4 separate regions of the Mus musculus genome follow, and all the other regions are linked to region 4. Evidence: chromatin loops called from intact Hi-C (ENCODE). Cell type or tissue: heart. All regions are shown on one strand. Region 1 holds the start of Rpl13 (ribosomal protein L13). Region 2 overlaps Ankrd11 (ankyrin repeat domain 11). Region 3 overlaps Ankrd11 (ankyrin repeat domain 11). Region 4 holds the start of Ankrd11 (ankyrin repeat domain 11).

Region 1 (8,000 bases), 61 kb after region 4:
GCTGGCAGTGGGAAGGGGCTGCAGGGCCAGCAGCAGCGGGGGGCGGGGTGTGTGTGTGTGTGTGTGTGTGTGTGTGTGTGTGTGTGTGTGTGAAGGGGTTTGTAAGAACATTCTGAGTTTGAGTTCTAGTTTTTAACCAAAGATTAGCATGTAATTAGGTTTTAATTTCTCTAAAGCAGGGTCTTGAGCAGGCAAGATAATGCTGCAGACCAAGTAACCTGAGTTCAGTCACTGGGCTGCTATAGTTGTCCTCTGACCAGACCATGCCGAGACACACACATGCCCAGATCCACACACACAAGATAAGCAGGCCAGGCTGGTGGCACAAGCCTTTAAGCCCAGCACTTGGGAGGCAGAAGCAGGCAGATCTTGATGAGTTTTGCGCCCTACTTAGTTGACCTACAGAGTTCCACACCAATCAGAACTATATAATGAGATGCTATTTCTAAGATAAATAAAAGACTAATAATAAATAAATGTAAAAACTGTTCACCATTGAAACAGTCCAATCTGCCTACCTTTTGTATGCATATAATTTTTCTTTTTATAGATTTTTATTTTAAAAACTTTAATTTCAAAGCCTTAGTAAACAAAAGATGTCAAGCAGCAGTATTAGGTTTAATTTTAATGTTTGTGAGCACTATTTAATGTTTCAAGAACTCTTTTTTTTTTTTTTTTTTTTTGGTTTTTCAAGACAGGGTTTCTCTGTATAGCCCTGGCTGTCCTGGAACTCACTTTGTAGACCAGGCTGGCCTCAACTCAAAAATCTGCCTGCCTCTGCCTCCCAAGTGCTGGGATTAAAGGTGTGCGCCACCACCGCTTGACAGATTTTTTTTTTTTAGTATTGTGTATAAATGTTTGGCCTTCATGCGTGTATATATATATACCACACGTATATGCTTGGTATGTATATATATCACATGTATATGCTTGGTAGACTATGCAAATGCTTAGAGGTCAGACGAGAACACTGGATCCCCTAGAACTTCAGCTATGGCTGTGACCACCTTGTTGGTGTTGGTCATCAAACGCAGGCCCTTTGCAAGAACAAGTAAATGCTCTTAAACACTGAACTGTCTTCTTAGCCCTACTTTTTGTTTTTGTTTTGTTTTTTTTTGATGGTCAGGTCCTGGTTATGGAGCTCTGGCTGTCATGAAGCTTGCAGTGATCCTCTTCTTTCTCTCTTCTGGGTGCTGGGCTGTGTGTACCACCAAATCCAGAAACACTGTGCCACTTGATAAAAGGTGTGGCTTAGTGGTGAAGAGCCAGGCAGTGGTGGCACACACCTTTAATCCCAGCACTCTGGAGGCAGAGGCAGGCAGATTTCTGAGTTCAAAGCCAGCCTGGTCTACAGAGTGGGTTCCAGGACAGCCAGGGCTACACAGAGAAACCCTGTCTCGAAAAAACAAAAAAGAAAAAAAAAAAGGAGCACTTAGTGAGGGATCCAGTGCTCTTCTGGCCTCTGAGCTCGGCACACACAACTCCTGCAGGCTCACACACATAAATAGTAAGTTAGTAATCCTTTTTTAAAAAACAAAAAAGATTTCTTTAATGTGTGTGCATACACTGTCGCTGTCTTCAGACACACCAGAAAAAGGCATCAGATCCCATTACAAATGGTTGTGAGCCACCATGTGGTTGCTGGGAATTGAACCCGAGACCTCTGGAAGAGCAGTCAGTGCTTTTAACCACTGAGCCATTTCTCCAGCCCTAAGTTAATAATCTTTAAAAATCAAAAAATCAAGGTTATGTGACTAAAAGAGTTCCAGATTATGAATGGAAGAAAGTTTATTACTGGCAGAGGCAGGTGGATCTCTGAGTTCCAGGCCAGTCTGGTCTACAGAGTGAGCCAGGACCGCCAGGGCTACACAGAGAAACCTTGTCTCGAAAAACCAAAAAAAAAAAAAAAAAAAAAAGAAAAGATGTGGTGAGGGATTAGGCAAGAGTTTTCTGACACTCCCAAACACCCAGAATTCAGTAAGTACCCACAGGGAAGGGAGGGGTTCCTGGAGCAGCTTGCCGGAAAATGAAGAGCAGGCCACAGCCATAAGCTGCTAAGTCTAGTCATGCAAAGGAATGCAAGCCCGTGCACAGCACGGCCTCAGGCACCAGGAAGCTTTCCGGTGGAATGGTGTTTGCAGAGTTCTCTGCCCAGGAGACCAGGAACTGGCGCTCAAGCTAGAGCAGGAACAACCGCCTTAGCCTCATCTTTGCATAACTGTTCCCTTCTGTGTCCACCCTGTGCAACAGAGAACAATTCAGATCACAACCTCCCTTCCCTCCCCTAATTTGATTCTAAGCAGTGTTGCAGTTTCAGAGCTCTAACGCCCACCAATGTCACGCAGCACTGCAGCTTGAGCTGGAACTCAGGTGCCGGTGCAGCGTGTCCATCCTGAACGAAAAGCTGGTGGTGGACATGGATGTCATCTTTGAGAGTAGAAAGAGACAGATACTTGGGAATGTCAAAAGAGGTCTGAGAAAACACTGTTTCAAAGAAGTGCACCTTGAATCTGGGCATTCCTTCCACAGACATTTTCTCTGGGCTGGGAAGATGGTTCAACATCAATTTCTGGCCTTTTCACCCACACTCAAAAAAAATGGCTCCCCCCTACTGAGGATTGAATTTAGCCTCTCATCCAATAGGCAAGAATTACATCCTCAGCCTGCTTCATTATGACATTATTTTCGCGCGCGCACGCGTGTGTGGTATGTGTGTGTGTGTGTTTGTGTGTGTGTGTGTGAGAGAGAGACAGAGAAAATATATATATATCATGGATGAGCTCAGCATGTAGAGCTTGGTTCTCTTCTACCATGTGGGTCCCAGGAATAAAATGGCAGCAAGTACCTTCAACCCTCTAAGCTGTCTTGCCAGCCCTTCCTTTTTAATTTTGAAAAGAGGGTTGGGCTGGAGAGATGGTTCAGCGGTTAAGAGCACGGACTGCTCTTCCAAAGGTCCTGAGTTCAACTCCCAGCAACTACATGGTGGCTCACAACCATCGGTAATGGAGTCTGATGCCCTCTTCTGGTGTGTCTGAAGACAGCTACAGTGTACTTACATAAATAAAATAAATCTTAAAAAAAAAGGAGAAGAAAAAAAAGAAAAGAGGGTTTAAGTTGCTCAAAAAGCATTGAAATTGCTATTGTCCTGTCTCATTTTCTAGATGAATTATGATTATGGTCCTGTGATATCTGGCCCGGGTATAATGTGGATTTTTAAATTTATAGCCCTCTTAATTACTGAGCCATTTCTACAGCTTCTGTAGTGGAATTTTGATCAGGAAGAAACCTGGTAATTGGGAATGAGGAGTGAAAAAAGGTTATAGGCATACAGGTGTAGGACCAGTGTATGCCTTGGCTGTTTTGTTGTCGCTGCTACTGTGGGTAGGAATTCAGTATTGTATTTCGTCACACCTGATTTCCCCCCGAGGAGTTAAGTCAGGGCTAAAGGAGTTATCTAAGTAAATGGGGGAGTTTGGGGCTGGAGAAATGACTCAGTAGTTACGATCACTGGCTGCTTGCTGTTTCAGAAGTTCAATTCTCAGCACCCAGGAACTCCGGTAGTAGGGGATCCGACGCACAGCCATGAAACCAGGGAGACACTCATACAAATAAAGTAAAAATAAATAAAAATCTTAAAGTGGGGGGGGAAGTCTGGAATGGGGGTGCGTGCTTCAGTTCTGGGGAAACATAAATTCCAGGCAAATCTATAATAAATTTTCCTGGGTGGACGGGGAAAAAACACTGGATCTAGGAGGGAGAAAGAGTTTTAGGGGTTTAATTCATAGGTGCGCCCCTGAGCACGCCGGAGATACCCACACTGCGAAGTTAGGAACCAGCGAGAATAACCAACCCGACGGCTAGAAAGGCGATGGTCCGCCGGCGGGCGGGTTCGCGTGACGTCACTTCCCTTTCGCCTGATTTTGATTGGCGTTTGAGATTGGCCGGACTCCCTACAAGCCCAGGGTGCTTTGCGGTGCCCGGTCCTTTCCGCTCGGCCGTTCTCCTGTATAGGAGGTGAGTCTCTGCCGCCGCCGGTCCCATCGTGGTCCATCGGGCTCCATCGCCCTCCATCCGCTGTCATCGGCGAAGAGAGGCCGCACGGACAGCCATGGAGGAGCCCGGGCGCCGACAGCACGGAGCCAGGGCAGGGGCGGGAGGACCCGGGACGGGGTTGGGGACCCTGGCCTTGACTCGCCGCCCTCCTCTCCCTCGCGGCCTTAGGCAGCCATGGCGCCCAGCCGGAATGGCATGATACTGAAGCCCCACTTCCACAAGGATTGGCAGCAGCGAGTGGACACTTGGTTCAACCAGCCGGCGCGCAAGATCCGCAGGTATAGATCGCGCGTGGCTCGCGTGGGCTCCAGGGCGGGGACGCGCGTGGGGCAGGAGGTGACGGCTGTGCTTTTCCTGCAGGCGCAAGGCCCGGCAGGCGAAAGCGCGTCGCATCGCCCCTCGCCCCGCGTCCGGCCCCATCAGGCCCATCGTGAGGTGCCCTACAGTGAGATACCACACCAAGGTCCGGGCTGGCAGGGGCTTCAGCCTGGAGGAGCTCAGGGTGAGTGCGGCAGGGCGAGGTCCCTTGGCAGGTCCCTCGGGCTCGGTGGAATGATGACATTCTCCGGAATCGCTGTACTGACTTGATGAAAGTACTTTTGAACCCTTTTCCATCTGATGACACCGAGTTTTCTCGGCAGGGCCGGCTTGGGGTGGGGTGACTGCGAGGTGGGTGACCAGTTTCTGTTTCTGAACAGGTGGCTGGCATCCACAAGAAAGTGGCTCGCACCATCGGCATCTCTGTGGACCCGAGGAGGCGAAACAAGTCCACGGAGTCACTGCAGGCCAACGTGCAGCGCCTGAAGGAGTACCGCTCCAAGCTCATCCTGTTCCCCAGGAAGCCTTCTGCTCCGAAGAAGGGAGACAGTTCTGTAAGTCCTGCGGGGCGGCAGAGGTCCGGCTCAGTGTAGATAGAGTCTGTGTTCTTGGATCCAGCTCTGCAGAGTTGACATGAGTGCAGCAGTGGGAGGTTAGAGCGTACTGGGGGCGGCGGTGACGCGTGCAGATCAGTGGGAGCCACTATGGTGTCCCTGGGCTTTCCAGTGTCTGTTAGTGTTGGGAGCTATTGACTTGGAGCCTGGTATGCTGTTCTAGAGCGTTCACCCTACCAGGACGTTCAGGGGCATCTCGGTACAGAAAGTATCTCGGTATTCAGAAGTGTAAAGAGTTTTGTAACAAGGATCGGTGGGTTTCTTGTCAGTGTGGGCTTCCTGAGGGTGGGGTAAGGATGGCTTTCTTCTGTTCCTTCAGTGGAGCTGTAGTCAGCCAGCGCACCGGGACGGAAAATGCTAGGTGCTGCAGGCCCAGGCAGCCTGATCCTTGGGAACTAAAGCAGACCCCGTGATAATGGGGTCTATAAGTAACAGGCATGAGATGGAAGCTGGACTCAACTTTTTCTTACTCTTAAAACAGGCTGAAGAACTTAAGCTGGCCACCCAGCTGACAGGACCTGTGATGCCCATCCGGAATGTAAGTGGACACTGCTGTAGGCTCAGCTCCGTAATAGACAAGATTGGCAGGGATAAAAAAGTGTGTTGTGACAGACTAATTAGAGACTGGTGAAGGTTTCAGGCTGGTGAAAGAAAGTTCTCTTACCTTGGGGACAACCTCCCAATCTTTGGGGTGGGGGGGCACTTTTTGTTGTTTTGAGAGAAAGAGATTCTCTGTAGCTTTGGGCTGGCCTTGAACTCAGAGATTGACTGCCTCTGCCTCCCAAGTGCTGGGTTTACAGGCATTCATTCATTACCACCATGGGCTAACTGCCAAGATTTTAAAGGACTGGCTTGTGTTCCTTTTAGAAATGCGCAGGTCCCTAACTTAGCATTCCCTACTTGTTTGGAGTGCTTGGGAGTGTAATTTTGTTCTTCTCTGAAGGGATCAGGCTTTGTGTCTTGGGCTTTCTGTTGCTATGAAGAAGTGCCATGACTAAAACCAAGTTCTGGCTTACACTTGCACCTTGGAGAAAGTCGGGGCAGGAACCTGGAGGCAGGAGTTGATGCAGAGGCCATGGGGGGGGAGACGTGCTAGGTGCTGCTCTAAGCACCCAGAGCCTCCAGCCAAGGGTGGGTCGCCCTGTGCAAGGTGGCCTGCACCCTCTCACGTAAATGAGAACTCTCTCACAAAGAGGGAAAGAGACATCAGTGTTCCTCTGCAGCCTTTGCTGTCCTGGAACTCAGTACACCAACCAGGCTGGCCTCTAACCCACACCTGCATCTGCTTTGAGGGTTAAAGGCAAGCCCGATCTTATGAAGGAATTTTCTCATTGAAGTTTTTTCTTCTGCCATCACTTTGGCTGTGTCAAGTTTTAATAAATTCACCAGAATGTGCCTTACAGAGGTTGTGGCTCTAATTTTATAATATATATTTCCATATATAAGCCAAAGCTGGTTTAGAACTTAATTTGTAGTCTATGGTGGCGAAGACTCAGGATTCTCCCATCGCAACCTGACAAATAGTGGGGATTTACTTATCCCAGGGGGTGGTTCTGCGCCCGGAGGGCTGAGGCAGTGAGTCCTGTGCACAGGTCCTGTAGGCTCCTGACTTCTGTTCTCTTTCCAGGTGTACAAAAAGGAAAAGGCCAGAGTTATCACAGAAGAAGAGAAGAACTTTAAGGCTTTTGCCAGTCTCCGAATGGCCCGTGCCAATGCCCGACTCTTTGGCATCCGAGCAAAAAGGGCGAAGGAAGCTGCAGAGCAAGATGTTGAAAAGAAAAAATAATTCTGTGTTGGAGAGCTGCAATAAATTTTCCATAAAGCAAAAGCTGGGTTTCTTTGTCTTTTTTTCTTGAGCAATAGTTGTGTGTTGCAGGTTTGAGTTAGAAGGTATTCCTAAGAGATGTGATTGAGTTTCAGCATTTTGGGCCTTAGTTATAACTGAGTGGGTGGGAGACTGCTGTTAACACCAGCTGCTGAGCTCAAACGTCGTAAATGCCATAGCCCAGCCCTAAAATTAACTTCAGCAGGGTCTTCCTTGGGGTGGTCGCTGTCTACTGTATCAGTAGCTGTAGCAGGCTCTTCTAACTTAGCCCAGAGGAAGGCTGGTGCCTGGATTTTGTAGTAACTTGCCCCTCTCTTCCCTGGTGTGACAGGATTAGGTTTGCCCCGACAGTGACTTAGAACCATGGGAGTCCTGTATTACCCTGCATGTGCAGTGCCTGTGGTGCCTGAGGCATTCTTACTACATACAAAGAGGAGAGCCCCAGAGATAGGTTTTGGGGCCTGAAGTTTTTTCTTTTTGGCCCAAGCATTCTTCAATACCTGCCTTGTCCCCCAAGCAGTAAACCACTAGAAAGCACCCTGGAAATGGGTCCCATGTTTGAAGGATTGAAGTTACTTGGAAGAGTAACGGGGGTAACATGCCTACCAGTTCGAGGGCACCATGCTGTGCCCTAGGAACAAGATATATAGGATGGCCAGGCATTGATGGCACACACCTTTAATCCCAGCACTTGGGAGGCAGAGGCAGGCGGATTTTTTAGTTTGAGGCCAGCCTGGTCTACAGAGACATTCAAGGCTAAACAGAGAAACCCTGTCTCAAAAAAAAAAAAAGATAACCTAGGATGGTGCTAGACTTGGTCATATATGAATGTCCACAAGGGGGCAGAAGTTTTTAGTACAGGTATGGTAAATGTGAAATTTATTTGTGTTAGGCCTTGATATATGTGTTGTGTACAAATCTGAGAAGGATTTAAAATCGTAAGATACCATCAGGAAGTCTGGCCCTCTGCAAGAGCAAGTGTGCTTAACCACCCACCAGCCATCTCTCCATCCCCAGGTGAGGGGAAGAACTTGATGCCAGGCTATGAGTGCAATTGAACATCCTTAGAATTTGTGGCCACTTACACAGATCAGCTCTAGTAACATTTAGTACCATCTAGGGACCATTTTGGTCTTTTTTTTTTTTTTTTTTAATTTATTTAAATAAGTGGACTGTAGCTGACTTCAGAC
Region 2 (8,000 bases), 120 kb before region 4:
TGGGCAGGAGCAAACTTAAGAGGCTGAGCATAGGCTCTACCCCAGTCATGGCCAAGGAAGACATGGCAATCCTGGGAGCCTCATTCCTGCTCTGTGTGTCTGTAATGAGTCAGGCTTTCTTCGTACCTCTAGCAAAACAGCTACATCAAAAGCAGGCCCTCCCCACCCCAGCCAGTCAGCCAGAGACGGCAGATGCAGAAAGCAATGCTACTTTTTCACTACAATTTTATTACTGATATTTTGTAAAGTAATTAATTTGTAAATAAAGATCCTTTGCTATTCAAGTGTAATACTTTCCTATCTTCAAGTAGACTAAATACTTTAATAGATTTTCCCATATAAACTAAGCTCTCTGGGGTCTCCCTGGCTGTGAGAAAGTAGTGAACATCAAGGAGCCTGTAATATAACCAAGTCTGTCTGTCGTCACCACCACCCTAGACCTCCAAAGAACTGTAAAACAGAAAGGGTTTCACTTAAGAAAACACGCACAGATAGTTTTTTAACCTCCAAGGATGGCGGTGCATACCTATATTAGTAGCTTTTAGACAGCAGAGGGAAGGGAACAGCTGCAATTTGAGGAGACTTTCAAATTACAGAAATGACTATTCCTAAAATTAAAGAAAAAAAATGAGAAGTTTGGTAAAGTGATTAACCACAGTATGACGCTGGACAGAACTAACCAAAATGAGGAAGACAGAAAAGAGAAAGAGCTAAGGCCATGCTAGTGCTCACACAGGACTAAGAAAGACTTTGGGAAGCTACGGATAGATGGCCCTAACCCTCTGTAGCAACAGCAAATTGAATACCTCCATGCAAATGGAACCTGGCTTCCACCTCACTAGGTTATAACCTCATTAGGTTATAATGACTGCTAAAACAAAGGTTATGCAAGTGTTTGGAGTGGAAAAAAAAAGATTTTCACTTTATAGAACTGTGTTTCACTTAATTAACAAACATGATAAAAGCTAGCTAGCTAATCACACTTCACTGTAAACATGCATGAAAGAACAGAAAGTATGGAGTGCTGGAAGGTGGCACACAGCACACTGGACGCCTGAGAGTAGAGGAGCTGAGGGTACTGACCCTGCAGCCAGACCTCCCCCCCCCCCCGCCCCAGTGCCTGTGCTGGTTACCTCGTGTTTGTACTGGGAACCAGAGTCACATGGAAACAATATGAGCCCAATTCAAGACTGCATGACATTCAGAGTGAGTCAAGCCTGTACAAAGCATGCAACGGGCCACTGTGACTGTGGAACAAAACAGGTCCCTTTCAGCCTTGATAAGACAGAAAGACAGCTCTGCAAAGAGCTAGAGGACTGGGGAATAAAACGAAGAGCAGAAAGAACCTGAAAAGATTATGTGAAAAGACAGAAATACAGGCATGTGTGTTAAAGGTGTGATGCAATGACTAAAAATAGTAATCTCAGGAAAGCACAGAAAACAGACCAAGGGCAGTGAGTGAGTCAGCAGACAGCACTGGAGCAAGGAGCACCTGGAACTGAGGGGGGGGGGGGGCTGGAAGGAGGCAGTGGATCTGAAGCCCCACTGCGCTGAAGGCAAAGGACAGACCGCCCTAAGGAGATATCACTTCACAGCCACCCTTTAACTCACTGCCTACAAACACATCAACAAGGACATTAAGGTTGTGTGCAGGGGAAACTCGGGCAGAACACTGCTCCTGAGCACTATGGGATTCTGAGGTCGGATGCACCATGGGGTAATGTCTCTAATACCAAGGGAAGCAGCAAGTTCGGAAAGACGGGTGCAGTCCATAGTCTGAGTTACTCAGAGATGTGGAGGACTACTTACAGTAACAGGAAACCCAGACATAAGAGGGACGCTCACCACAGCCCTGTAATCCACTTGCTATAGAACAAAAGCCACATAACAGTAAAATCCATACAGAAACTCACCTGACAAGAGTCAGTGTTCATGAAGAAACCCCCAGCAAAATAGCCCTAAGAGTAGCCTAGATTGTCTGTGGAACACTTTCAAGGACAACCACACTCGAGACAACCACCACTAGTGAGAGCTAACCAGTTTCTTTCTGCAGTTGGTGAGGCAGCAAAGACATCCTCCTCCTCCATCTCCCTATTCCCTGCCTCCATCGCACTTCGAAGATAATACTATTCTGAACTGTATACATGAAGAACAATTAAAACAAATTACTATTTACAGACAACTCAACTGCCTATGTAGAAAAAAAAAATCACAAGGAATCCATCAAAAAGTCCTGGAAATAACAGTTTAGCAGGACAGTAGCATACAAGTCCACGGCAGAAAATCCCACTGTTTCTACATACCTATCAGTATCAGGGGAGCAGAAAAAAAAGGGTCCAACCAAAATGAAAACACAAGATTTAAGTGCAGAAAGACTTTTTTGTCTGATTAGTTTGTTTTCTGGGGCAAGGTTTGCAATGTACCTTAGACTAGCCTCAAACCTACAATCTTTCTGCCTTGGTTTCACAAGTACTGAGATTTAAAAAAAAAAAAATGTAGCCGGGTGTGGTGGCGCACGCCTTTAATCCCAGCATTTGGGAGGCAGAGGCAGGAGAATTTCTGAGTTCGAGGCCAGCCTGGTCTACAAAGTGAGCTCCAGGACAGCCAGGGCTACACAGAGAAACCCTGTCTCAAAAACAAAACAAAACAAAACAAAATAAAAAATGTAAAAGGAGAAAATCCTTTTCTCAGAGGAAAACTGGAGGTAAGGAAAATTCTTAATTAGATTAATTAATTAGACACCCAAAGCAGAATCTAAAGAGAAAAAAAAAAAGCTCACTTCCATTTTCAACCTACTGCTCTATGGAATACTTGGTGTAAGGGTGAAAAGATAAAGTGTGAACAAGGCAGGCCATGTCCAGAGCCAGGGTCAGAGAGCAGGCCTATAAGCACAGTGAAAAACAAACAGTAAAAGCAATCCGATGAGGGGACAGGAACACAGATGGCTAGTTTAATTTCAACTTGACACCAGCTAGAGGGAACTTAAACTGAGAAAATGCCTCTATAAAATCCAGTTGTATATATAGCATTTTCTTAATTAGTGATAGATAGCAGAGGCCCTAGCCCTGTGAGGGAGAGCCCAGACCACACTGGGTTCTCTAAGAAAGCAGGTGGAAGAAGCTATGAGAAGGAAGCCAGCACCCTCCACGATCTGGCTGTCAGTTTCTGCTTCCAGGACCCTGCCCTACTTGAGCTCCTGGGAAGAAAGCTCAGTCTACAAAGTGCTTGTCCTCTGAGCACCAAGATTTGGGGTTGATCCTCATGGCATATGCTTAGACAGACAGACAGATAAGCAAACAGGGATGCACAGGTTTCTGGGGCTTGTTAGCTAGTCGGTCTAGTTGACTTGTTCAGTTCCAGGTCAATGAGAGACCTTTCTTTAAAAAGGAAGAAAAGGATGGGCTGTGCTGGAGTAGCAAATACCCAATGTTTCCCTCAGGCCTCTAGATGCATCTGAACACAGACACACATATGCACAGACACACACACACACACAGACACACACACAGACACACACACAGACACACACACAAAACCATGCCCCTGTGAGACTAGCAGCGTGGGCACAGCACTGCACTCAGCTGTATTCCTGAGCAAGACCTATGACACAAAGCTCACGACCATTAAAGCAGGGGAACTCCAACAGCTATCCCAACCACGCCCTTCCAGGCAGTTCACACCTCCCTTCTCTTCATGAATACAAAGGAATGAACCAACTCTCACATGCTATGTGGATAAGAAGAGGGGAAAAAAACCCAAAACCTAAAATAGCACATGTACGTATGTACACATGTGCGTGCGTGAGCATTAGAGCGCACAAATTCCTCTTTGCAGGAATGGTAGTGTTCCTGGTTGCATTACAATTATTATTCTGAAACTTCTAAGTATGTCACGTGACATCAAGCAAATGAATGCCCTTTAGAGCCCTGATATGGTAAACTTAGGAATGACAAGGTAGAGATGAGAGGACAGCAGATAGGAACTGCCATCTGCCTCAGCTGAGGTTATCAGTCTCAGAGCTTGGTATGTTCTTTAGGAATCCTGGCATGCTAAGGTCTGGACATTCCAGGGTGGACCCAAGAGCAGAAGACTTCAAAGCCCCTCCCTACAAAGCCACTTGGCATTTTCCTTGTTTAGTGACAGAAAACAGAGTGTGTTCTTAGTACCACTTACAAGAAGATTCTTTTTTCTAATCAAATTTGTTTATAAACTTTGTACTGTGACAATTCACAGAAAAAAATGACAGTGTCACACTTCCTGACCTATGACCTACTAAGGCACCTCCTCCTATACATCACAGCATCTCTTGTTTAGACTTTGGAAAGGCTGGACAGCTCTCTAGTGGAGAACCAAGTCTCAGAGAACGTCATTCTACACTCCACAGACAGCCCTGGGACAATAATGGTGTGTGCTTTCCAGGAGTGAGCAGCCTTACAGGCATCCTCATCTCTAACTTGTTTATTTATTTATGTATAAGAGCACTCTGCCTGCATGTGTGCCTGCGTGACAGAAGAGGGCGCCATGTCCCACTGCTGCGAGCTACCAAGTGGTGCTGGGCATGGAGCTCGGGACCTCCAGAGCAGCAGCAGCTGGTGTCCTTTTATTTATTTAATGTACGTCAGTGCGCTGTCACTGTCTCCAGACACATCAGAAGAGGGCACTGGATTCCATTACAGATGGTTGTGAGCCACCATGTGGTTGCTGGGAATTGAACTCAGGACCTCTGGGAGGGCAGTTTCTCTAGCCCGGCTTTTAATCTTTACATAAAGACAGGATCATGGTCTCTTGGAGTGACACATAATAAAGAGGTACTCCATAAACCATAAAGTACAATGACTCTGGAGAGGTTGTGGTACAGAAAGCATGGCAGGCAGGCAAACAGAAGAGTCATGGCTGAGTTGCGTGTCTGAGCACAGTGCTCCCAAAGGCGATGACCCAACATGGAGGCCTTAGCCACTAGTGGTCACGACACCTGGCTTTGTTCGTGCTGCTTTCCTGGTGGAGTCTATGATATACAACAGAGACCAGTGCTGCCTTCCCTGCTTGCTTATAAACAAAGTAACTGCTGAAGAAGCTCCAGTTTCTTCCTACTCTCATCTTCTCTGGCAGAACTCTAGCACTGTTTTGTTTACACAACAGGTTCTAAAAAGTCTGAACATGATGTTGTCTAGAAGAGAATCCCTGCCCTTTCCCACACAACACTACTAGAGGTCATCTGGGGCTGTTTCACAAAGATAAAGGGCCACCCACCACGGTGGAGTTGTCCAAACTCTAGTTGTTGCTGGGCTTTAGTTCAGTATTATTTTTAGCATATTAACCATCCATTAGTTAGAGCAGCCTTAAGTTTCCAGGAATATTGAATATAAAAGAGAGTTGTCACATACCTTTACCTCAAAGGTACACAGCCTCTACATGGTCCAGCAATCACTACTAATGCCCAGTGTTCATTATTTACAACAGGTTCACACTGAGTGCTAAACGTCCTGTAATTCTCAAATGCAGTCATTTATATCCACTATTATAACACACCATATAGCCCAGTTTCACTGCTCTAAACATCCTCTGTGGTCTGGCCATCTGCTCTGCGTCCTCCTGGCCTGGCAGCCGTGGACCTGTTTTGCTTTTCTCAGGATTTACAGAACTAGAACCCTATATCATGTTGCCTTTTCAAGACAGCTTATTTATTTATTTATTTATTTATTTATTTAAGGAAGGAAGGAAGGAAGGAAGGCAGGCAGGCAGGCAGGCAGGCAGGTGAGAGAGAGAGAGAGAGAGAGAGAGAGAGAGAGAGAGAAAGGAAGAAAGAAGGAAATTTTTTTCTTTGTAAATGTCTTGTGTTTCTGTTGGAGGTGTACACACGTGCCACTCCACACACGTAGGGTCAGCAGTCCTTCCTTCTGCTGTGGGTACTGGAGATCCAATGTGGGTCATCAGCTTCCATCACAAGTGCACTTAACTGCAGAGTCATGGCATCAGAGCCCCCACGATGGGTTTCTTTAGCTTTGTAATGCACAGGTGTGGTTCCTCTGTGATTAAAGCTGGGTTGTTTTTAGCAATGAAATAATATCCTATTGTCTGGCCACATCACTGTTTATCCATTCACCTGCTGAATCTTGGCTGCTTCCAATTTTGGCAATTATGAAGAAAGAAGCTTTCTCAAGTCAATTATCAGAACAGAAAATACTGGAAGGCATATATCCATCATCACATGAAGAATGTCATTCTGTTAACTTGCCTGTGTGAACCTCTGCCCATGTTTTCAAAAACAATGGCTGGTTTGCTGCCAGAAATGTTTAGTTCTCTCTAGGATCAGAACCACACCCCTACCTTGTGTGGTGCTCATCAGTGAGCCTTCCCGCAGTCTCTCAGGCAGGAATAAGACAGGAGCTGACCCTAGTGTGCGAGTTACCGATGCTGCTGGATTGCTGGCCTCAACTTCATTCAGGCTCTAAGACAGAAGGGGAAGTTTAAAATGTCTGTCCTGAGGTGACTTTTACTTCCTATTCCATACAGAAGCCTTGTTTCTATGCTGATCCAGTCTCCCCAGTCACTTCTAACATGGTCAAAAACTGACTCACCCACGGCAACGGCTCAGCAACAGCACACAAGGACTCACTACAACACATTAGATTCTAAAGAAGACGGTGGGTTCTGTGGGCTGCCACATATACCAGATTGCTGTAGTGAAGTCAGGCAGACAGGGCTGGTCGAGAGTTCTGCATCTTCAAGGAGTGTTCTCACACTTTAGCAGTTTGGTTTTGGACAGAAGTTAACAACACTAGGCTAGGAATGAATACAGACCCAAGAATGTGACTTTTACAAAGACAGGCTTATTTGAATATCTGTATTTTCACTAAACATATCAGTTCATATAATCTGATTTGATTATAGAAAATAAGTTCTGTGGTTTCAAATGCATTAACCATATCTTACTTATACAATGTTTTATGCTTACATTTTTTTCCCCAGATGATGTGGATAGAACTACTTCATAGAGAGAAATGAGACTCCCAGAGGAAAACTGGCATACCCACATCCAGCAGCCAAAACCAGGACTGGAGGCCTCAGCATGCACAATAGCCACACAGTCCATTTCTGCCTACTGGAAGCTCCTTCACACGCCACAGTCCAATGCCATACTAAGAACCAAAACAACTCTGAGGCAAACAAATCCCAAAGATCTAAAGTCTGAGGTGCCAAAACCACATGATATTTGTAAGTATGAAAGCATGGATTTTTACAACTATTTCAGAAATCTAGAGGGTACCTGAAGGAATTATATCTTGTGATTTCCACAAAAGAACTGTGACAGCTATTCTTGGTTGTCAGCCTGACTACATCTGGAATGAACTAAAACTGAATGTGAAGGATTTTCCCCTCTAATTCAATCATTTGATGTGGGAAGACCTACTTCTAATCCAGATCTTTGAGGTGGGAAGATGCACCTTTAATCTGGGCCACACCTTCTGCTGGCAGCCGGTATAAAAGACAACACAGAGGCAGAGGCTTGCTTTCTGTGCCGGCTTGCTCTTGCTCTCACTAGCCAGGCCACTCCTTCGTGGACATCACAGCTTTGTGGGCATTACTTCTTCAGGATTTACTTCAGGGTATACAGCCTATACTGAACACTTGCTGAGACACTCAGAGTTCTCTAAGGGATCACAATTTATAGAAGGGGCATGCTCCCCACTACCACCAGAAAAAAGATATAGAATGGATGCTCCACTTTATCATATTCTGCTAAACAGGGTCTCTCATTGAAGCTGGGGCTGGGCAAGTCCCAGGCACCCTCCTCTGCCCCTACACTGCTGCAGTCACAACAAGTCTCAGCTTGCTGCATGGTTTTTAGAGCCAACCAAATCCTCATGATTGTACAGCAAGTGCTCTTAACTATTGAGCACTCAAACCCCTCTAATGTACGACCCGTAAGAGCTAACATATGGCTGAGGCTCAGCACACACACTCATCTACTATTGTTTCTTCTCCCCTAAACCAATTTT
Region 3 (8,000 bases), 64 kb before region 4:
GATTTAAAAAAAAAAAAAAGAGTAAGGAAATTTATTAAAGAGGTAGAGGGGAGGTCTGTTAACAACACAGAAAGATAACATTTGGGGGCTACTAACTTGAAAACATTAAGAACTGGACAAGACATGAACATCTTAAAACATGCCAAGACTTTTTCTTGCCAGTTATCAAATCTTCCTTTAGAAAAGACAATATGGCAGCTACCTACAATGGTGAGACCCAAGGGCAGATAGGCCTTTATAGAGAGAGATGTCCCTATTCTCAGAATACATGCCAGTCACTCTCAGGAGGTTTGGGACATATCAGCCAAAGATCCCATTCCTCCCAACTGACCACACTCAGAAAATCATAAAGTCCCCAAAACCAGCAGCATAGGATGCCAGGTCCCAAGCCACAGACCTGTCCTGCCCATTTCCAACTCTATTCTTCATGATAACAGTTAATACAACATGCACACAATACTAAACAAACAGCAACTGCTGGGCCTCCAGATGCAGCTTTAGAGATGGTGGAAGAAACAAGTGATCTTCTAGACAGGATCATCCATCTACTATTTTTTCAACAAAATCTCTCTCACAAGGACACAAGAGATGCTACTTATGGACCCCAGGAGATTTCATGGTAGGCACTCCACAACCATCCTCTCTAAATAAAATCCAGGACAGCAGTCACTACCCTGAGCAAACCTCAATCAGGCCCAAGAACAAATGCAAGAAGCAGTACTCACGGATTCCATGGCAAAAACCAGTGTTGCTCAGGAATGGGTATGAACTCCAGCAGGGCAGTATGCTCTGAAAGGAGAAAGGAAGAATAGATTAAGTCAGGGCTAATCCATTTTCTTGTATCTCTCTACCTGGACCAACTATAATATAACAAGTAAAATGTTAAAAAGGTTCCTCTCTAGCTGGTCTGGGTTTATAAAGAGCTCCTATCTGGTGGTTTGCCTTGCAGCAAGTGTTTATTCTCAATACTACAAAGCAAGGCTTCACAGGACAGGATGAGGGAAAGCTCCAACATGATTAACTGATGGCCTGGCTTGGTGTGTCTTCCTTTCCTCCCCTAGGCAAGGACTCAGCACTAGGCTCGTTTCACCTTAAGACAAGCTTAGATGGAGTTCAACAGAAATCCAAACAACATAATCATCAAACCCTTACTTATCAAAGTCTTACATTTTTGTATCCTCTAAGAGATTTTTGTTGAAACTTCTACAGTATATCATATTTCCAACCAACTTACAACTGCCTCCTTCCTGACCATCCTCCCCTCTCCACTGTCCCTTGCATGATCCCCAAAACAAGGCGATGCTTGAGGTCCAGTACAGAATATTCCTGGGCGTTCATTGGTCAGCTATCACCCAGCATGTACACCCCATTGCATGTACTTTCATGCTCAAAATCTGAAGAGGAATCCATTCTCAAAGACACAACAATGTATTTCAAGAGCCAGCTGTACATGCCTCCAGTAGTTGGGAGGTGGAGCCAAGAGAATCAAGAGTTTAAGGTCATCCTTGGCTACATCACAAACTCAAGACTCACGTGGATGGACCTACATGAAGTCTTTTCTTAAAATTGAAAAATTCCAATTCAGAAAGGATGAGTTCAGGAGCTGGAGTAATGGATCAGGTGTTACTTTTTCAGAACCTGAGTTACATCTCCAGCACCCACAAGTTGGTTTATTGTTTGTAATGCTAGGTCATGGAATCTAATGCCCTCTAATGGCCTCTGCAGGCACCAGACATGCACATGGTACACAGATATACATGTAGGCAAAACACCCATATACAGAAAGAGAAGAAAAGGCAGGAAGGGGACAACTCCAGCAACCTTCCAAAGTTAAGTTGGTGTTCTTCCTACTACTTGAGAGTGCCTGCATACTTTCTATGGGGTCAAATGTGGCTGGGATGTGCCTGTGCTCTCTACAAGGTAAGCCCATGGTGGTATAAGCCCAAGAGGCTCAGCAAAGCTGTTCACAGAGCAAATTCTTCTGGGAGAAGTTATAGGGATGTCCCTAACCCACAACCAGTGCCTTATCCTGCTTCACTTTACACAGAAGACAGGTTTCCTCTACATTTTAAAATTATGTATTACTATGTTATATGTAAATGAGTGTCTTGCCTGTATGTGCACCATGTACATGCGTGGTGTCTCTGGAGAGCAGAGGGGCATCCAATCCCTTTGAACTGGAGTTACAGACAGCTGTGCTCGAGCCATCATGTGGGCGCTAGGAACTGCACTTGGAACCTCTGTAAGAGTAGCAAGTACTCTTAACTGCTGAGTCATTTCTCTAGGCCCAACTCCAACTTACTAACTATTAAACTAAAAAAAGTCTTATCAACATTAGTGACTCTCAAAAATCTGAACAACGAGCAAAAAAAGAACAGGTCTTAAAGGAGTGGACCATCCTTAGGAACCTGTGGAGACTGGATCCAAGATTCCCTAGAGACATCTAACTCTAGAATGTTCCTGTCCCTTATATGAAGGAGGAGGAGAAAGAAAATGTGGAAGAGCAGAATTATTTGCATAAAACCTAGAAGTACCCCTCCTCAAACAATTAAAATGCTTCTATAATTATCATGTAATCAACTATTATACAATATTGTGTAGGCTACCATGATGAGGAAAGGTTTCTGTGTGCAATTTTTCTTGAGTATTTTCAATTCAAAAGGTTAATTACAAACACTATAAATATCAGACAATGAATTTGTCAGAACCATGATCTTGAATTTCCTAGTCTTCTGGGCTTGAAGATTTTTTTTTTTTTAATTTAAAAAGAGTGGGGGGGGGGGGAAGCAGTTGAGTATCCATAGTTATCTTTCAAACCTATATGGAATTTAATAGATAGAATTTACTGTGTACAATAAGAGCTCAAAATAGCAACAAAACATTACAAGATTCAAAACAATAGTTCCTGTGGAACATGAGAAGAAAGCCCAGAACCCTTTATGGCCGGGAAGAGCCAGTGGGACTCAGTATGCACACAGCGATCACAGCAGCTCCAGCACTGTAGAGTGCTGGCCGGGGCGGCCAGGAGCTGGTACCTTCGTCTCCCTCCTAATAACTGCAGAGGGGAGAGAAGAACAACAGCCTAAAGCAACAGCATGCTGCCCCCCACCCCACTGTAGGAGTAATCACACTTCTGTTTGTGACTGAACTAAAATAGTTTATTTCTGTATTTCACAACTAGGGCTTTAATTAAAGGTATAAAGACAACTTTTCATTCAGCAAATGATTTTATAGAAGAATGTATTCGTCTAAAGGTAAAATCAAAGTCCAGTATCAAAACCAAGGAATATCTTGTATCCAGTCTTGCAAAAGTCACTTTAAAACACAGATGACAAAGTGTCCACACTTCCTGTACATAGGAGAAATTGGGTAAAGTGGGTCATATGCTGTGAAGATGGTAAGATTGCCAATACAATTATTTTTAAAGGCAATTTCAAACTTAAGAAACATTACGTTTTACACATAAAAAGTATAGGAAAATGGTGAAGTAACTTTCAAAATGATGGAACAAACTACACAATCTCCCCGGAATGGCTCTTACTCTCTTACTCTTCCTTCTCTGTCCCTTCTCTCCTCTTTCCCTTCCCCCATTTCTCTCCACGTGTCCATGGCTGGTCAGTCTGTCCCTACCCCCCACTCCAACTCCCCTCTTCATGACCTAAATAAAAAAACCTCTATTGCATACTTAAAAACCTCCCTGCAATGCCTTGAGACCTGGGGTGGGGTGGGGTGGGGGGATAGAACAGGGAAAACACAACAGACCTCACCTACTCATAAGCCACGACCCCATTTACGATGAGATCCAGCTCTGAGCGTGAGCAGGGCTGAGCCAGGCAACCTTAGCGCCTGGGGCAGGAGAGGCTCTGAGGACAAGCAATGTCCGCAAGCACAATCTCCAACTTTTGCTCCCCAACATAGTAAAAAAAAAAAAAAAAAATCTAGCTTGGTTTTGCTGTACCAAGCAAGATGTTCCACGTGAATGTTACAAAGATAAAGTGAGCTTTCTTGGTCTGTCCTTAAATCTCTTTATAGGCTACGAATTAAAGCCTTAAAGCTATTAAAAACAAGTATAAGTAAGTTGAACTAGAGTACTAGCTGCTCTTACAGAAGACGCAGGTTCAATTCCTACCACCCACATGGTGGCTCACAAATTGTCCTAACTCCAGTTTCAGAGGAGATGACAACCATAAGAGCAGGACTACTGGTACAGGCACTGGAGTAGCCCCTAAGATAGTATTTCTCAATCTGTGGGCTGTGACCCTTTCACAGGGGGTTGCATGTGAGATATTTGCATTACGATTCACAACAGTAACAACATTACAGTTATGAAATAGCAACAAAAAGTAATTTTATGATTGGGGGTCACCACAGCATGAGGAACTGTATTAAAGGGTGGTGTATGAGGAACGTTGAGAACCACTGTCCGAAGGGAAGGAAGCTAACCCAAAAGGTGGGGACCAATCTCATGGGTAATATGGTTGTCCCTTCCCATACCATCATGGGAAACCCAAGCTTACATCCCCACGTGTCTGACACTGAGAAAAAGTCCTAGAATGGCCTTAAACTCCCAGTTCTCCTGACTCCACTTCCTGGATGATAAAGTTAGACATGCACCACTCTGCCTGGTCCCTTGGGTTACAATGTCTATTATCCTGTTTCTATGACCTTTTGTATGATAACGTCTTAGAAATGAAAGATGCATGAGTAGCTCTCAAAAATTAAAGAAAAGATGTGGAAATGCTCTCTGTAACCCCAGACAGTAACAAATGAACAAAAGTCAATCTCCTTCCTTACAGATGTCTGAGCACAAGGAAAACAAGCAAGCTGACCAAGGCTAGTAAGTTCAATCAATGCCATGATCCTGGCTGTGATGGCAGTTTTATAAAACAAAAACCATTGGTAGAGCTGAACAGTTAAGTACAGGGAGTGCTAAATCATTCTCCAAGTGCAAGCTCGGAGTCAAAATGTACGTGTATAAATACACATGACTATCTAATGTTGACGCGTTTCATTTCAATAACTCTACAGACTATGCCATCATGATTATCCTTCTTTACAGATGAGAAAACTGAACCATGGGTCTATGAAAAATATACAGCAGGTCACACAGTCAGTCAGTGCTGGAGGGGCTGGGACTCAAATCCAGCTAGATCCAGAGACTCCCTTTTTTCTGGAAACTCAATATTTGCACATGAAAGCTATTCTTATGGCTTTAGGGAGTCCACGAGAACTCGGAGAAACCCTGTATGGCCGGAAGTTCTCGGACAGAAATCCACAGGCAAGTGAGTTTCCTTCCCTTCCTGACAACACTAGAGTCCAACAAGCTGTGCTGGGTCATGCCTAGGACTGACCCTGGCCTCCTCCTAGAGAAGCAAGACGGTCTCAGTCTAACCCCTCCCCTTTCCCACCCACCCTCCTGGGAGGATAAAGAAGTTAAAAGAAGAAAATTCCTCACACACCTTTAAATTTAATGTTTCCTTCACCTAAAGGGAGGAAAAAAAAAAAAGGCAAAACTAAATGTTTCAATACAATTCAAACTCAAGCTAAAGAAAGTGACTCAGCGCAGCCCAAGCATCTTACGTGGAGGAAGCTTGCAAGGTTATGGAAGCTACAAAGGACAGCCCAGACACCACAAGGTCTGAATCTGCACCAAGTGTCAATCAAGAAATCCACCACAAACTCCTTCCAAAGCAACTCTCTAGGCTGGAAGGAGGAAGAATAGGAAATCTCTCCTCCTTTCTGACACTTCACTCACACATTCTAACAATAAAGACATAAAACCAACTTTTCAGACAGCCTAGAGACGGCCACTATCACAAACTCTTCTCAAACCTACACAATCCCACAGCCGTATACCTAGCAGAGCTTTGCCTTGGTTCCTTCCCACCGAAGCTCAGGTTGAAGCTCAGTTAACTCACACAGCAATGCTGGGGAAGGAGCCTGGTACATTTGTGAATCACAAAGGTGCAGCTCTCAGGAATGTAGCCAACAGATCCTGACTTCATAGAGTTAGGTCCCCTTTTAGTCCTTTTCCCCCACCACGTGAATCTGTACACTTCCTCTTGTCCCAGCAGCGTGGGCCCTACATCAAAAGCCAGAGGCTGAGGCAATGATCTAGGACTTTCAGAACTGTAAGCACAAATACATGTCTCCTTGATCATTTGCCCACGTGTGTTTTCTTTGCTGTTCACTGCCAACTTCATTACTTCTTGAGTAGTGTCGTGGGTATAGTAACGTGGCAAGAGTCCATGCTGGGGTTGTTCCCGGTGTCAATGTGAGGAGCTGTTCCGTGTGTTGGGCACAGCCTCTTCCATCAGACAGGAAATAGTACCATGCAGAGCTCTGTAAGGACTCTCATTTTACAAAGCGTCATCCGCAGAGCTCCTTACAAATCCCCTCTCTTGGTGCTCCAGAAAGACAGATTAAGAAGCAATATAACAAACCACATAAGGAAGCACCCACAGGAAAACAAAACCTACTACCAGTGAGGCTCCATTAAAACTTGAACAAGGGGGCTGAAGAGATGGCTCAGTGATAAAGTGGAAAACTGACTGCTCTTGCAAAGGACCCAAGTTTACTAATTGGCACCAACGTGACGCGATTAACAACTACCTCCAGGGTAATGTCTAGCTTCCATAGACATTCACACACATCTCACACAAATTCACTCACTCACACACGCACGCGCGCGCGCGCGCGCACACACACACACACACACACACACACACACACATTTAAATATTTAAAAAATGATTGAAATGAGTAAATAAATAATCAAACAAAAGCTTGAACCTCAGTGGACTACCTAGCTAGAAACTTCATTTTGGAGAAAGAAATGAAAAACTGAAGAATTCAAAGAGAAAAGCACATACCAGAGACAGTACAGAACCCGAAGAAAACTAACAAAAGTTATAAAATGACTCCAGTCAAGTTACAAGATACAAGTTTGTTGCCATCTGCTACCAATTCAAAGAAAAATTAAAGAAACAGATGCTTATATCACAGTCACAAAGAGTAAAACAGCAATAAAGCAAAAAAAAAAAAAAAGTCTGACTTAAATTTCTTGAGAGTAGAGAAAGATGGAAAATGGTTGGTATGTCTAAGGAAATAGGAGTTCTAATCTATAAACTCTGCTTATCCCTAAAACAACTTTAAAATTTTAAGATTCTCCTTTATGTGACAAAACTATTTTCCCCTTTAAAAAAAGATCCTTTGGGGGCTAGAGAGATGGTTCAGGACTAAGAGCACATGTTACTCTTGCAAAGGACCTGAGTTCAGATCCTAGCACCCACACCAGGAATAAAGGCAAGGTGGTCTCGTGTATAACTATGCATACTACGTGTCTGCATTCATTGTGCTTACTACAACGGACTTGGTTACTGACACACCCAAAGTATGGAGCACTCAGGTACCAGGAAAACTTGAGAGCAAGCTGGTGAGTGGCAGGTCCTCATATCTGCCACGAGGTCTCTCACACGACATCTTAACCGGAGTACCCTCTTCCTCCTCCTCGTAAGAAAGCTCCGAGTGTACGAGTAATCTGCCTAAACTCAAAGCTTAGCTCTGAAACATGCATGTAACTAGTCACACACCACCTCCCATCCACACCAGGCTCCCCTGAAATCTCTCCCAGTTTCCTTCAGGTGTGTGCTTCATCTCCTCTCCTACATGATCTTCTGAACTATGTCCCATTGCCACCGTTCTGCTTAGCAACCTCATCAGCTACTGTGATCCAACCATGCTGCTTAACTCCGCTCTGAATAACTATGTCCATGTCCAGCACTGTCAACGCATGCTTCCCATCCTCCTCGCATACACACCACACGTGAGTGTGGGCACACTGCTCTATCCAGCCTCTTCTTTTCCTGAACTTCCTGTCTGTGCAATCCTACAAGCCAGAAGCCAACAGCTGTGCCTTCTTACTGCCAAAAGTGAGATTGTAAAACCTGCCAATTCTATTGCAAGGAAAAGAAATTTAAAAAAAAAAAAAAAAAAAAAAA
Region 4 (8,000 bases):
ACGCCTTTAATCCCAGCACTTGGGAGGCAGAGGCAGGCGGATTTCTGAGTTCCAGGCCAGCCTGGTCTACAGAGTGAGTTCCAGGACAGCCAGGGCTAAAACAGAGAAACCCTGCCTCGAAGGAAAAAAAAAAGCACTCACTGCTCTTCTAGAGGACCTGAGTTCAAATCCCAGCAACCACATGGTGGCTCACAACCATCTGTAAAGGGATCTGACGCCCTTTTCTGGTGTGTCTGAAGACAGTAACAGTGTACTCACGTACATAAAATAAATCTTTAAAAAAAAAAAAAAGAATCTCGGGCTGGAGAGATGGCGGTTAAGAGCACTGACTGCTCTTCCAGAGGTCCTGAGTTCAATTCCCAGCAACCACAAAACCATCTGTAATGGGATCTGATGCCCTCTTCTGGTGTGTGTCTGAAGACAACTATGATGTACTCCTATACATTAAATAAATAAATAAATAAATAAATACTATTTTTTTTTTAAAAAAGAATCATCTCAACAGAAGTTTGTCACAGAATCAGGTTGTCTGTTTTTTTGCTGTTGCTGGGTTTGTTTGTTTGTTTGTTTGTGAGGTGGTTGTTAAAGGCTTGGGTTTGTTGGTTGTGGGCTTTTTTTCCCTTGAACATTTACATATCTATCTTGTGGCTCTGTGCCATTCAAAGCATGCAAAAGTCAAAGGACAACTTGAGGGAATCAGTTCTTGTTACCGTGTAGGACTTAGGGATCAAAGTCAGGTCATCAGGCTTGGCAGCACGAGAGAGCAAATGACTACAGGATGAGCCATTTCACAAGCCCTAGTTTTGGTTTTCTGAGACAGAATCTTGAGTTCACAACAGCCTATAACTGCTATGTAGACAACCATGACCTTGAACTCCTTCTCCTGACCCAACCCCTCAAGCACTAGTATTGTAAGAATTCACCAGCTCACAATAGTAAATTTGATGCTTATCATAAAAACAGTATTTGTAGTTCTATCATATTTTTTATTGTTTGAGGGCGCTGGTGTTCAGGAAACCTGGGTGGTAGTGCATACCTGCAACATCCTAGCATTGGTGATGATGAGAGGAAGACTAGAATTTCAAGGTTATAGTCTGCTAAATAGAAGTTCAAGGCCAGCATGGGCCACTTGAGACTGTCAAAAAAAGATGGTTTGGGTGTGTTTAAAAATGAACTACAAGAAAAAAATGAACAGGATAAATAATAATTTAAAAATACAGAATAGCAAAAACAGCTTTGTATTTAAATACAAAGCTGAATTTCAGTCTAGCGTAAGAGGTACCACAAATATCTACCAAACAAACAAGCCACTTAATAAAAATATCTATAGGAATTAATGAAGTAGTCATTAAAGTGGATCATTTTCTAAGCCTAAAAGATTTTCCATGCCAATTATCCAACTGCCTGAGTTCCGGAGCTGAGGACTGACACTCTCTTTCATATAGCTTTAAGACAAAACTGAAAAAGCTGAATTGGACAGAAATTCCATTTGAAATTCAAATGAGAACACAAACTGAAAACATTTCAAGACAATAACTCCTAGTGATGTGAGTTCATTCGATTTTTGTTTAAAGTTATCACCAGTGCCATGCTCCGTCTCCGAGCACCGCCTAAGCAGCAGTACTAAGCGGCCCAGTGTGCGGGTGGACACGCCACGCATCATCACTGTCACCTATTAACTAGCAAGTGTCTCGCTATTACGAGGAGCTCACCCATTACACTTGCCATGTGAGGGATGAAGGGACTTACATGGGGTAATGGACAGATCAAAACACTTATTTTGGCAACAAATGCAGATTATTCTCTGAACCAGCGTTTACTGATGCTTTCTAATTATGGCATTTAATTGATGGTGGGCTCACTGCCAATATGCAAAACAACCCTCCTCTTATATGTGATGAACTTAGGTATCCAAGGCACACACACACACACACAAAGCTTCTAGAAAAAAATGTTCTTACATACATGCAGCATAGTTCAACTCTACTTGTAGAAAGTTCTTCTTGTCACTGACCCAACACTGCATTATAGCTAATATGACAGGCACTAGTCATCAGCAGCCCATCTGGTTTAGTGAGATGAAAGACTGACAGAGCAGCAGGACTGACATGGCTAACCTAGAGAAAAGCATCTCACAGAAACATGCAGGTTCAAAGGCTGGTAGAAAGTTAGACTGGTCAGAGAGGAATTCTAAACTAGGTGACACTTTAAGGGAACTTCTGGCAAATTTTGCTGTGTATTGTTTACCACAGGAGGACAAAGGGAAGACAAGAAAAAGAAACACTCCTAAAAGAATCAAGCTAAGGTCAAATTTAGCGGTATCTTTTGGGTTGCTTTTCAAGGAATGCACGAGGCAAGCACAAAGAAGAGAAAAATGTCATAGCAACTTGGCCTTTGTTCCCTCCCATCCCATTCCATTCAGGATGGCCAGCCTATCACGGGAGATCCTGCTCTTAAGCGTGAAACTACAGAAAGGAGAACAACAGCTGAATGGAGTGTGGGGGAGGAAACACCAGCTATATGGAGATCCAATCCAAGGGTCACAATCAAAGTTAAGCAAGGCATTTTTGTTTTAGGTATAGCTGCAAAGTGACATTGGAGTATTTGTGCAATCATTTCAAAAGACACAGACAGAACTCTAGTCTTCAGAGCAGCTAGTGCTCCAAAAAGAAATAAAGGTCTCAGGGCAACAAGTACCATTCTCCGAGACTCTACCATGGAACTACCCAAATTATACCACTGACTAGGACTGCACACAGCAAAACACAGTAACTGTTTCCATAGCTTTCTCCACAACCCATTATCACCTACAGTCTTTGCTGAGTTAAGTCTCCTTATCCCTCATAGGCAACCCAACAGCCTAAGTAAAATTTTACGTACAAATGTGCACTTCTATTCAGTAGTTGAATGGAAGAACGTGTTGAATGGAAAGTGTTCAAAGGACCACAGAAAACTCACCAAATAGGTACAAAAACCAAATTTTTCTACCGGAAAATTTGTAAAACTGCCCAGTTTTCTCAAGTGGGTGTAAAACTTCTCACGACTGCAGAAACCACTGTGAAACATGAGAACTATACACATGTAACTAGATTTCGGAGCATACAGCCTTCCTGTGAACCAGCTTAACCTTCACCAGTCTTCCAAACCCCAGACGAGCTTTCCAGAAACATAACAAAAACAGAAAAACCTACAGGAGCACCAGGTAAAGACAAGGCCTTGAGAAAAAAAATGAGACTCCACACCAAGCCACATACATAGGAACTGAACCGCACATCCGTCTGTGAAGGGGCTAGATCCATGTGGCAGGGCCAACCCTGCACACACGTACACACACACACGGGCGCGCGCGCGCACACACACACACGCACACACACACACACACACACGCACACACACTCTCGCAGCTACCGCCTTGCCAGGGGATGATGAAATGAGGAACGGAAATTAACATTTCAGGCAACGTCTCACATTGTTCCTTGAGGCCAAAGGCTGCTCCTGCAGCCGTCGCCTACACCGCTTTCCTCCCACTCTCCCCCCCGAGTCCCGCCTTCCCCTCCCCCAGACGCCCCCCGCCGCCCCGCATTCCTGCCCCCACTCGGGCCTGCGCGCCTCCGCACCCCGCAGCTCCAGGTCCCCGGCTCGCCCGCCCCCTCCGGCTCGGCTCGCAGCCCGAGGGCCGCCTGCTCCCATTTCAAAACACGATAATAATAGGGACGCTGGGAATAACAACTACCACCAGCCCGGCGACGGAGCCCCTCCCGAGGGTCAGAGGTCGGCGCCCCGCGCCACTGAGGACCCCAGGGACTCCCGGGAGCCCGCCGTCGTCCTCACAGCGTCCCGGGACCCACTAACGCACCATCGACCCTCGCTCAAGGCCCGCCCTCGGTCCTCACGGCCGCCACAGCCCACCCCGGAGCCCTTCCTTAGCCTCTCTCGGCCGCCCGACCCCCGGGACGCCCCGAGGCCGGCCTCGGAGCCCGCCCTCGGCCCCTCATGGTCGCTCGCAGGACCCCCGCGGCCCACCGACCGGCCTCTCGCGGCGCACGGCCCGCCCCGGGGCACCCGCGGCGGCGGGCAGCGGAGGAGGCCTGCAGGCCGCAAGGCCGCAGGAACGCCCGACGCCCTCCCCGACCACCACCCCCCAGGTCCCCGGCGCCTCTCACCCGGCTCCGAGGGCGACGCGGCTCCGCGGCGGAACGGCGGCGGGGCGCGGGCGCTGCCCATGCAGCCCGCGGCCGCGTTTCCCGGGCCGCGCGGCCCGGGCGGGAAGGCGGCGTCGGCGCGCGGGCTGGAGGCTGCGGCGAGTGCGGGGCCGGCGGGATGCAAGCCCGCCCTCGGCGTGCAGGAGCTCACGCGGGGCCGCGGCGCTCGCGCGGACGCTACTGCGGGGGCGTCTGGCCGCGGACTCCGCCGCGGCGCCTCCCCGGCTGGGGCCCTCGGTCCATCGCGCTCTGTCGCGGGCGGCCTCTGGCTCCAGGACCCAGCGGTGGCTGCGGCGGGCGCCGGCCGCATGAGAGCCTCCCGCCCATTGGCTCGCCGTATCCGCCACCGCCATTGGCCCGCCCCGCAGAGCGGCAGGGGCCGCTTACGTCACGTCGGAGAGGAAATGCGATGCCGGGGTGAAAGGGCTCAGACGGCCCGACGGCTTCCGTAACAGGCACGGGGCGGCGCTAGGGAGACGTCCGGGAATGATTGGCATCCGTGCGTAGGAGACCCAGGCGGAGAAAGCCGCTGGATTGGCTGACCTCCCTGCCACGGGACACGACGATTGGCCCTACTCGGTGCCGGAAGTGATGAGGCCGCGGTCTGGAAACAAGGTTGTTGTCGAAGGAGCCAGAAGGTGGGAGCCGGCTTGTACCGGCTGGCCTTGCGCTGCGGACGCGAGGTCGTGTGTCGCCTGTGAGCCTGTGTGAGCTTCGAGAATGTGTGTCTCTAGCCGGCAGGAGGCTCTTGCAGGAGCAAAGGCAGCCGGGATGATGGCCGCGAAGGAGAAAGGCGGCCTCGGCCCCCACCCGCGATCCGGCTCTTTCCTGGAGGTGTTCCTGGACTGCGCTTCGCTCCGAGTCCCGTGAGCCACGTTAGCAACCGGGATGTGGTGAGCTCCAGACTCTGCCCGGAGGTTTCCTTAGACACCGCGCGCGCTTCAGCCGCCTCCCTTCCCCGGCTCCAGAACTTCACCGCGATGGTTCATGAAACAACAACAACAACAAAAAAAAAGGTTGACGAACCTCAGAGCTAGGCAGCAAAGTCGCATCGTCATGTGCCTGATTGTTTGAATTTACAGAACGCGGAAAAAGTTTAATGATGGTTTGCGTTAGTAGTGATTTGGTTTGCAAACGAGCTAAAAATTCGAATCCCAGCGCTGTAGTGACCGAGACAGGCGTATCCGGAGCTCAGAGTACATTGTTGTGAACATTTCGAGTTCAAGATTTGAGTTCCATGAAACCTTTGTCTCAGAAAAATGCATAAAGTAATTGTGACGAGTCTGATATGTTGGTATAGGCTTTTTATCCCGGTACTTAGGCAGAGGCAGGCTGGATCTCTGAGTTCCGGGCCAGCTAGGGCTACACAGTGAAAGCCAATTTCATAATATAATAAAATATAAAATAACAAGTAACCAGGGCTGGAGAGATGGCTCGGCGGCTAAGAGCACGTGCTGCCCTTCTCGGCACCCACCTCAGACAGCTTCACAGCCACCTTCAGAGGACTTGACATCTTCTGACTTTTCAGGAACTCACACCCGAGTAGAGTACTCACACATATAGACTACATATAAATCTTTTAAAGTAAATGGGACCTGGGGAGATGACCTGTCGGTCAAAAGCACTCACTGGCTGCTCTTCCAGAGGATCTGGGTTCGATTCCCGGCATCTGTAACTCCTGTTCTAGAAGATCTAACATTGTCTAGGGGCTCCCCAAACATGCACTAGTACACATACATATACACAGAAAAAAAATACGCTTCTGCACAGAAAAAAATCTACAAAAAAAAAGTTTTAAGTAGTCAAACTTCCAGCCTTGTCCTATTTAAAGAGCATCTGTGTATTTGTGAACCAGAAAAGCTAAGTGACTAAAATCAATATTTATACTTCTTTGTTTTGTTTTGTTTTTGACTTTTGGGGTTTTGTTTGTTTGTTTGAGACAAGTTTTCTCTGTGGAGCCCTGGCCTTCCTGGAAATAGTTCTGTAGAGGGTTTGGGTGTTTTGTTTTGTTTGTCTGTATAAACAAAGTCTTTACAGAGCACAGATTATGAAATCATGGGATTGCACATCCCGGAGTGATGGGACCTTAGAGGTGACCTTTCTTCCCTATTTGAAGCAAATACAGAGTTTAGAGGACATGGTATGATAAAAACTGCCCTGCCCCTGTTCAAAATTCCAGCTTTGTGATGAGTAGCTGTCCTTGTAACCATGGACACTTCAACTTTTGGTTATTTTCCTGGGTAAACAGGAACAACAGATGGTGTCAATTTCATCAACATGGGACGAAGAGGATGTGAAACCTGTAAAATACATGAGCGCCTACATAAAGAAAAGCTGTCTGCTGGAGTGTACTGTGTGTATATTGTGTGGGAAGGCAGAGGACCTCTTTGTGGAGTTAGTTCTCTCCTTCGAACTTTAATGTTTCAAGGATCATAGACTCCAGGGCTGGAGAGATGGCTCGAGCGCTAGCTGCTCTTCCAGAAGTCCTGAGTTCAGTTCCCAGCAACCACATGGTGGCTCACAACCATCTCTGGTGAGTTCTGATGCCCTGTTCCGGTGTGTCTGAGGACAGCTACAGTGTACTCATATACATTAATAAATCTTTTTTAAAAATACTCATGTTTTACCTGCTGCTGTGCCATTGTCCCAGCCCAGAGATTTTTTTGTTTGTTTTTTTAAAAAAGTGGGCTAGAGCCGGGCATGGTGGCGCACACCTTTGCTTGGGAGGTATTGCGTCCCACTTGACCGGCAAGAAAGACGCAACAAACTGGAATCTTCCACGGCAAAAGCTTTATTGCTTACTTCTTCAGGAAGACCCCGAACCGGGAAAATGGCGCCGCTTTTATAGCCCACAGCGTGACGTTTCAGCACCTGATATGGCGTGACAGCTCCTCATTCGTTGCTCGCCCATCACCCCACTATTATGCCCCGATAATGGGAGTGACTGGGAGTGAGTTCACTCTCGCACCACCTGTGTACAAGGCTTGTTTACTAGTTAGGCACAGCGGAGGCCAGCACCATCTTATAATGGCGATTGCTCGCAGCACGGCTCTCCACAGGGAGGCAGAGGCAGGCAGATTTCTGAGTTGGAGGCCAGCCTGGTCTACAGAGTGAGTTCCAGGACAGCCAGGGCTATACAGAGAAACCCTGTCTCGAAAAACCAAAAAAAAAAAAAAAGTGAGTCTGTATTCAGGCCTCGCGGTACACACCTGTGGTCCTAGCACTTGGAAGCAGATGGCTCAGGAGCTCAAGACCAGCCTCTCAGCTGCACAGGGGGGGAGGGGCGGCGGGACACGACAACATTGATAGTGTGCTTGCCTAAGATGTATGCTGTGTGTTAAAGCTTACACCTCTGGCTGATAGCACTTAGAGGCAGATAACTAGAGTCTCCCTCCATAATTGAGGCTGGTCTCAAACTCTAGAGCAGTGGTTCTCAACCTTTATAGGAAGCATTAGTGCTGTGGCCCTTTAACCGTCCCTCATGGTGTGATTACCCTCAATCACAATATTTTGTTGCTACTTCATAACTAGCGTTGCTTCTGTTATGAATTATAATGTAAATATCTGTGTTTTCTGATAGTTTTAGGCAATCCCTGTGAAAGGGTCACTTGACGCATATACACACCCCAAAAAAAAGGGTTTCGCCCCCCAAGGTTGACCAATGCTCTGGATAGTCCAAACTCATGAGTCTCCCTTGATTATAGGAGGGCACTCCTGTGGCCAGTTGAGATCAAATATCTCTTAACTGGAATCTGCGCCCTTAAAAAAGAAGCCGGAGGGGGCTGGAGAGATGGCTCA

The links. A loop is a pair of places that touch in the nucleus more often than their neighbours do. Peaks named below come from ENCODE experiments on the same cell type or tissue, not always from the same donor. Only the 100,000 strongest peaks of a DNase experiment are listed, where the experiment ranks them.
Region 1: it touches region 4 in a loop (7-fold over the local background); 8 of 42 quality-filtered maps call a loop at or near these places.
Region 2: a loop joins it to region 4, with 1.9 times the contacts of the local background. A loop is called at or near these places in 8 of 42 quality-filtered maps.
Region 3: it touches region 4 in a loop (3-fold over the local background); 6 of 42 quality-filtered maps call a loop at or near these places.

Annotation. Positions count from the first base shown.
Region 1 is chr8:123,098,432-123,106,431 of GRCm38, forward strand. Rpl13 (ribosomal protein L13) reads left to right here and starts at 3,919. Exons shown (of 6, transcript NM_016738.5): 1 at 3,919-4,014; 2 at 4,222-4,331; 3 at 4,414-4,555; 4 at 4,752-4,925; 5 at 5,467-5,523; 6 at 6,613-6,813. The coding sequence starts at 4,228. The coding sequence ends at 6,771. It overlaps Snord68 (small nucleolar RNA, C/D box 68), which reads left to right and starts at 4,627; the gene lies at 4,627-4,674. Mir7079 (microRNA 7079) reads left to right here and starts at 6,544; the gene lies at 6,544-6,612. In heart, CTCF peaks have their summits at 3,021 (motif pointing left) and 7,647 (motif pointing right); a DNase peak (open chromatin) is centred at 3,940; H3K4me3 peaks cover 2,803 bases; H3K27ac peaks cover 3,320 bases.
Region 2 is chr8:122,922,457-122,930,456 of GRCm38, forward strand. The region is part of intron 2 of Ankrd11 (ankyrin repeat domain 11); the gene reads right to left. Among named protein-coding and RNA genes, the nearest start is that of Gm39272, 7.3 kb to the right of the region's middle. In heart, a CTCF peak has its summit at 4,524 (motif pointing right); DNase peaks (open chromatin) are centred at 1,205 and 6,375; H3K4me3 peaks cover 654 bases; H3K27ac peaks cover 1,119 bases.
Region 3 is chr8:122,974,004-122,982,003 of GRCm38, forward strand. It overlaps Ankrd11 (ankyrin repeat domain 11), which reads right to left. Exons shown (of 13, transcript NM_001081379.2): 2 at 726-789. Among named protein-coding and RNA genes, the nearest start is that of Gm24445, 4.9 kb to the right of the region's middle. In heart, no CTCF peak of the experiment used is centred here; no DNase peak of the experiment used is centred here.
Region 4 is chr8:123,037,786-123,045,785 of GRCm38, forward strand. Ankrd11 (ankyrin repeat domain 11) reads right to left here and starts at 4,499. Exons shown (of 13, transcript NM_001081379.2): 1 at 4,164-4,499. It overlaps 2810013P06Rik (RIKEN cDNA 2810013P06 gene), which reads left to right and starts at 4,790. Exons shown (of 1, transcript NR_045268.1): 1 at 4,790-6,817. In heart, CTCF peaks have their summits at 3,477 and 4,660; DNase peaks (open chromatin) are centred at 3,446, 3,626 and 4,746; H3K4me3 peaks cover 3,928 bases; H3K27ac peaks cover 3,728 bases.